Linked DNA regions of Homo sapiens: region 1 is linked to region 2. A link is a contact called in ENCODE Hi-C or POLR2A ChIA-PET data. All regions are on one chromosome and are shown on one strand. Each heading gives the region's core, a stretch centred on a gene start or an enhancer-like site at or near the end of the contact. The rest is flanking DNA. Distances are from core to core; before and after follow the strand shown.

Region 1 (3,228 bases), core at 636-3,135, 59 kb before region 2:
GAGAACAATGAGTGATTTAGAGCCCATCGAGACTGGATCCCATAATGAGACAGGCAGAGGAAGGGACTGGTTAAGGTCCCATTGGAAAGCCATTTTACCATGGTAAGTTTACCTTTTATCCTCTGTAAAATAGGGAACTGTGCAAGATTTAAATAGGGAAGTGGAATACTCAGATTGTTCAGATTGGTTTTTTTTTTTTGAAAAGAAACATTGTCGGTATTTTGAAGCATGAACTAAATTAAGGATTAAGGATTAATTAACTTTTCTTGAATCTGCAAGCAAATTTGTCCATTACTGTTCTTTTGTTTTGGTCCAGAAGGGACTATTAATAAAATACGGACTAAAAGGAGAGTTGCTTCTGCATTCTCTACATTGACTGCCTCTACCATCTCTTTATTATATTTATTAACTTGTTATTTTTCTAAGATGCCTGTTATTTCAAATTGCCAGCAGCAATTTTCTTTTGGAGGCTATCCTGGGACTAAAAAAGAATATTCGTTCAAAGGATATGATACAGTATTGTAGAACCTAATTAACACATTTCATATATGAATCATTATGTTATTTATTACATCAGCAATTGACCACAGTTAGTAGAGCAAATAGATTTTAACTTTTTCACCAATTTTTGCAACCCATGGCCACCTAGATACATGTCTCAAAAGGAAATCTCTGCAGAAAGTGTTTATCCAACAGCGATGTTTGCCATATGTGAAGATAAGATCTGGTCATGAGTCCAGGAGCATCAACCCAGTGGGTAGCAGGTAAAAGGTTGGAAGGAAGCAGATTCTGTAGCATTGGGACATTGACAGTGGGGAGCACATGGAGTGCTTGGATCAAAGAGACATTTTAGAACAGTAGTGTGGCAACTTGATGAAGATAATTAGATAATAGTGATATGAAGCAGTTTTCTTGAATCTGCAAGAAAATTTGTCCATTACTGTTCTTTTGTTTTGGTCCAGAAAGGGTTATTAATAAATAGGGACTAAAAGAAGAGTTGCTTCTGCGTTCTCTACATTTGACTGCCTCTACCGTCTGTTACTTTTTTTTTTTTTTGAGACAGAGTCTCGCTCTGGCTAATTTTTTATATTTTTTTAGTAGAGACAGGGTTTCACAGCGTTAGCCAGGATGGTCTCGATCTCCTGACCTCGTGATCTGCCCGCCTCGGCCTCTCAAAGTGCTGGGATTACAGGCGTGAGCCACGGCGCCCGGTCAACTTGTTACTTTTTTTTAGATGGTTGTCTTTTTAAATTGCCAGCAGCAATTTTCTTTTGGAGGCTATTCTGGGACAAATAGAAAATACTGGTTGAAAGGAAATGATACAGTATATGTAGAACCTAACTAACGCATTTCATATATGAATCATTATGTTATTTAATCAGCAAATGTTTGCTCAGTAACTATTTGAATCATTTTGTTTAACTATTAGCATCAGCAAAGATTTGTTCACTGACTCTCTATTACCTAGGATATACCCAGTATTCCAAAAGGGAAAAAAGTAGCATAGCCTCTCCTCTTGAAAACTGTATTTTCCATAATTTATTCAAGCAAAATTGACTACTTAGACACTATCCCTTTGAAGTAGCCCTCCCCAAGCTAACCTATGAACCACTATTTGCTCATAGGAAGGAAGTGGTTCTATCTAAGGCTAAGAGCCAAGAATTTTGCATTCCATTCCATTCATTGCTTCTGTTACTGATTTATTAAGTAATATTAAGTAGCAATTCTGCAGACTTTTCTCTTTGGCCTACTGAGCATGGCAATGCACTGGAAATTCCACTAATGTGGGCACAGCTTGGGGCACGACAAAGAAATAGGTGGAGACTAGAAACACATCTCTGACATGTCTTAGGAATGTCCCTAGGGATATTTCATTACTGAGTAGCTGAGCAGAGACATGACTCAGCCAGAGTTCCTGCAACTGGCTGTCTGGGGCAGCTATGAGAATGCTGGCAGGAGTTGCTGACTAGCCAGTGTTTGGTGAAGATGAAAAACAGCCTTTTAGTTAGAACTGAAACTTCTAAATAGCAATCTGATTGTACAAACTGACTTGAGTTGTTTGTTAGTACTAACATATTAAGAGGGGAATAAATTTGCTATCTGTCTGCAATAGCTTTCTCAAATATGTCAATGCATTTGAAGCACCTTGCGAAGAATTATTATTTAATCAGTGGACATTAGAACTCCTATTTTGATGGATTCTTTAGAAAAATACCTTGATTTTTGCAGTTGAAAAGTGAGAAAGGTTCTGTTGACAGAGAACTAAGAAATATGTAAACTTGTTTCTTAAGAAACAAACACTAAATTGAAGATGGAAAAAAGGGGAAAGAAAAGAGATGGAAGGAAGGTGACCAAGGAATAGAGCAGAAGAATGAAAGAGTGGATGAAAATCTATAGAAAAGCAATGCCTAATAAATAGCATTTATATTAGTGGTGCAAATTTTCCCTCCATGTGATAATATATACAGATAGATATATATTTTACATTGGGATTTTGATTATTTAATATTTATTTTTAGATTGTGTTCACTATCTGTGATATAAAGAAATTCAAAAACTTCTTTCCTGGTTATGAAACATTGTGTTACTCATTGCCTTTTTTTCAAAAACAGAAACTGGACAATTAAGGCTAAGTGCAATCACTCTGTTTAAATTTATTGGGCAATAGTTGCATGATCTTCAGTTGTGGAATTTGTGTGTCAAGGCTCATATGACAATTCCTTTATGGCACTGAAATAAGACTGTACTTGTCTTTGCTTTGTCCTTTCGGCCTGCCCTTGGTGAACTCCTTATTGCAATGAATTCGTATTTCTGAATCTAAAGATGACTAGCTTCTAGCTGCTAAGTTAAATTTAAACCTCCGTGAGGACACCAGCTGTCCCTAAGTGAGATAATTTGCTATTTTCCTCGGGCCAAAAATTCCAGTTTGGGGTAAGACAGGGCCTTGAAATGCACATTCCCTAAGAGGTTACTTTTGATCCAGAGATCTCTTAAAGTGTTAATGAATTTCCACACACATGAGCACCCTGCATTTTTTTCCTTTTGGGTTAAAAACCGAAGAGGTCTATAAGGAGACTGTCTCAGAACTTTGGTTCCCAGAACCATTATTTATATTCAGCTTCAGTGTTCCTTATTTATTAGCTGGGACCTAGCAGAGCAGTTACAGCAACAGAAAACAGCAGATGGCAAATTTCATGGTGGCGATAACACAATAACTGAGAAGTATGT
Region 2 (3,182 bases), core at 90-2,589:
ATTTTGCTTGTACTTTGTGGGAACCAAATATTTTTAGAAGATTTTTTAAGAGCATCTAATCTGTATTTTTAAAATGCCGGTACTGGCCTTAATGTTTATTATTCTCCAGTTCTTTACACAGTGTTCCTACACCGTCAACATATTATCACAACCTGGTTTTTGATTTGTTATCACAATCTTGTGACCTTTAAGCAGAAATTTATGGTGTACATCAAAGCAGTAATAAACACATAAAGAAATTCTTCTACAAAGAAACAGTCACTTTACTATTTCTGCTGAACATGTGTTTAGAGTTTACATCTTGGTTACCTTGCACTAGCTTCCATGGCAGACAAAGCCGTTGTTTGTATGAGAGTGAACTGCTTACATTCTCGCATCAACACTTTCCCTCAAAAGCTGAAGTTTCCCTCTGCTTGCCTCTTCTGTTTAGACTGATGGAAAATATTTGCTACTTATCTTCACTACAGAATTGTCAATACAGAAGTCTGTAAAAAGTTTCATTAATTTATTCATCCTTTTGAATCATAGGAGTCTTTTAAAAAAATCGGATATATTTACAGAGTATCTAATGTTTGATAAGTTAGTTATGAGGGTCTCACATTTTTGTAGCGGTTAGGAAGAGACAATGTAGTTAAAAGTCCTCTATGTTAGAGTCAAGAAACTTGTTCTTGATGCTTTCACTAAGAGACTCATGATTTTGGACTAATCTCAATTTTGAGATTACCTATAAAATGTGGAAATTCAGATGGATAGTTATGTCTTAAATATTTCACATCTTTTAGGAGAAACAAGTTGATTGTATGAGATTTCATTTACATCTGTCTGCATATAAAATCGGGTAAATTTCTTGGGCTTTCACTTTTTTTATAACAATAAAATGAAAATGAGCTTATTAATAGATTAGAATTAAAATTCAAAACTAATGCAATTCAAAGAAAATGTACCATGTTAACAAGTATTTTTGCCAAAATGGAATTTCTGCTCATAAAGTGGCCATGACAGTGACTTAAACCCTAGATGTTAGGAAACGACCTCTTGGATTTATCACAGTGCCTCACTCTTAGTTCAGACTCTTAAAAACATTTCTTGTGGGAAGTAATGACTGCTAAGTAAAAATGAAAGTTGAGCAATGATTCTTGTGAATTATGAGTTAATTAATGGTATGACTGCATTTTGTTGAAGTCTCATGATTTAAAGATGTGCTCATTTTTTTTGCTCATGATTTAAAGATGTGCTTTGATACTCTGAAGGACCAAAGGGCAGTGAATCACTGTAAAGCTGCTTTTGAAACATGCCTTAGGGCAAATTGTGAGCCTTCATTTGTGTCCAGAATGGAAGGAACAGCAAGAAGCATGGGTGAGTCATAGGACAAAAACACAAAATGTCATTCCAAAGACAGGGTGGTGACCTTATGTCTGAGTATGCAAAAATCCAACTGGGGAAGTAAGAGGCCTGATCTTAAAAGTTCATGTATTAAGGGAAAACCCATACTTTTATCTTAGGAGATTATGATTATATAATTAGTTTTGTTTGATAATTCAGATGAGTTACCTCTGATTCAGTTTGAAAGTATCCCAGATCAAGCACAGTTCAAACACAGACACTCCTGGGACTGGTTCTGCTTTTTGTGATTGGAATAAGGGGTCCTGCTAAGGTGTGTGCTTCTGTCCTCAGATTTGGAACAGAATCTAAATTCCATGTGTGACGTAACCTGCTTAGTCACAAGCAACATTTTCAGACCCCTTTCCTTTAATTTTAGAAGGAGGCTGTTGATTTGGTATAATTATTTGTTAATGAATGCATTTTGTGTTCATTGCTAAGTATAAAAAAAGCACATATAGGATAGCTTGTGGCGTATTAACAAATGCTTGAGAGATAAAATATAAAGGTATATAACAGTAAAACATGAAAGAAGTCATTCAAAGCAATTTACCTAATGAAAGAGAGAGAACGTGTTTCCTCAGAGATTCAGGTGTATCTCATGGCATCCTCTTTTGTATCTTTCAGGTGTATTTACCTTTAGTTTGTTGTTGTTGTTGTTGTTGTTGTTATATAAGAGGGTTTAGGTAAATGTCACTTTCTGATAGGAGCCTCCTCATCAGGACCTTTTCTTTTTTAAATTTTCATATGTCTATTTTTATGTGAAAACTGTCCAAATAAAATATTTATATATAAAAGTTTTCCACATAACTCTAAAAGGGTTCTATTTGATGTCTTTACTGTATTATAGGACTTACAAAAAGAAAAGAAAAAGAATATATCCAATTAAAACAAGAAAGAACTCTTGAACCCAGCTATGCATACAAGAAAAATAAATTGTTTGAAGTGAGACATGAGGTAATCGAGACTCCTCAATGGGGAAAGTCAGTGCTCATCTGGCCCCTAGTGTGCCTGTTGAGCTGAAATATTTTATTGATGTGAGTGCTTAACAAATCACCAAATGCTCAGTGAATACCTATTATGTGTCATGAGCTCTATGAGGTAGCTTTTTTTCATACAGTCGTATTTTGGCAAATAAATAAATAATACGAGGCATAATTGACAGTGAAAATACCAAAAAAAAAAAAAAAAAAAAAAAAAAAGCATCCCTTACAAATTCCAGAATGTATTTTGAGGTTTCACTCAGCGCTATACAGTGATCACAAACTCCTTGCTATGGTTTAGTCTCTAAGAAAATAAAAATGCCAGAAGGTGTGTTACATTTCAGGCCAATAAAACAGACATTATTAACATCTCATTTTATTAATTGAGGTTGAGATTTTGTGTGGAGGCATTTTAGTGGTCTGATCCACACAGTATTGAGTCAGTGGCATTTTGAGAATGAGGTGTAGTGATTTGTGCTACATTTATAGTGACCAATAAGCTGTGATTGTAGTTCTTTTATATGCTGATGGTAAAATTTGTACTTCGTGGATGGACAGTGAAGGAACGTGGGCACTTCTTGTGTGCGCAAATACTTCTATATGCAACATCTTTCCTTCACTTGAGATATTTATGTTTTATTTAAATATAATACATTCAAAATATTTATTATTAAATCAACAACGTTGCATGAGTAGTTTATTTTGTGTTTTGTCCCCCAATAGATGATACTTGTATCCATACGTGGATAAACCTCCTCAGCCTTTTATGACACTCAGCAAGCTTTCTCTATCACAACAAATTTTATGTGGCTTGATATT

What was found. A loop is a pair of places that touch in the nucleus more often than their neighbours do. ChIA-PET counts read pairs that join two places held with the same protein, here RNA polymerase II (POLR2A). Pooled maps may share reads with other maps.
Region 1: a loop to region 2 is called in a map of PC-9, with 13 times the contacts of the local background. The contact joins two enhancer-like sites. A Hi-C loop is called at or near these places in 3 of 168 maps with a recorded cell type or tissue (PC-9, chondrocyte and natural killer cell), 1 of 37 single-sample maps with no recorded cell type and 3 of 50 pooled maps. POLR2A ChIA-PET finds 5 or more read pairs at or near these places in 3 of 52 experiments (A549, MCF 10A and OCI-LY7).

Annotation. Positions count from the first base shown.
Region 1 is chr7:80,941,033-80,944,260 of GRCh38, reverse strand. No RefSeq gene overlaps it. Among named protein-coding and RNA genes, the nearest start is that of SEMA3C, 24 kb to the right of the region's middle. Within about 2 kb of position 1,885, at least 19 of the 41 ENCODE cell types and tissues checked have a DNase peak (open chromatin) inside an H3K27ac peak, as active enhancers do; they include PC-9, where a contact is called at or near this core.
Region 2 is chr7:80,881,813-80,884,994 of GRCh38, reverse strand. The region is part of intron 2 of SEMA3C (semaphorin 3C); the gene reads left to right. Among named protein-coding and RNA genes, the nearest start is that of SEMA3C, 36 kb to the left of the region's middle. RefSeq lists an enhancer at 499-1,698. Within about 2 kb of position 1,339, at least 9 of the 41 ENCODE cell types and tissues checked have a DNase peak (open chromatin) inside an H3K27ac peak, as active enhancers do; they include PC-9, where a contact is called at or near this core.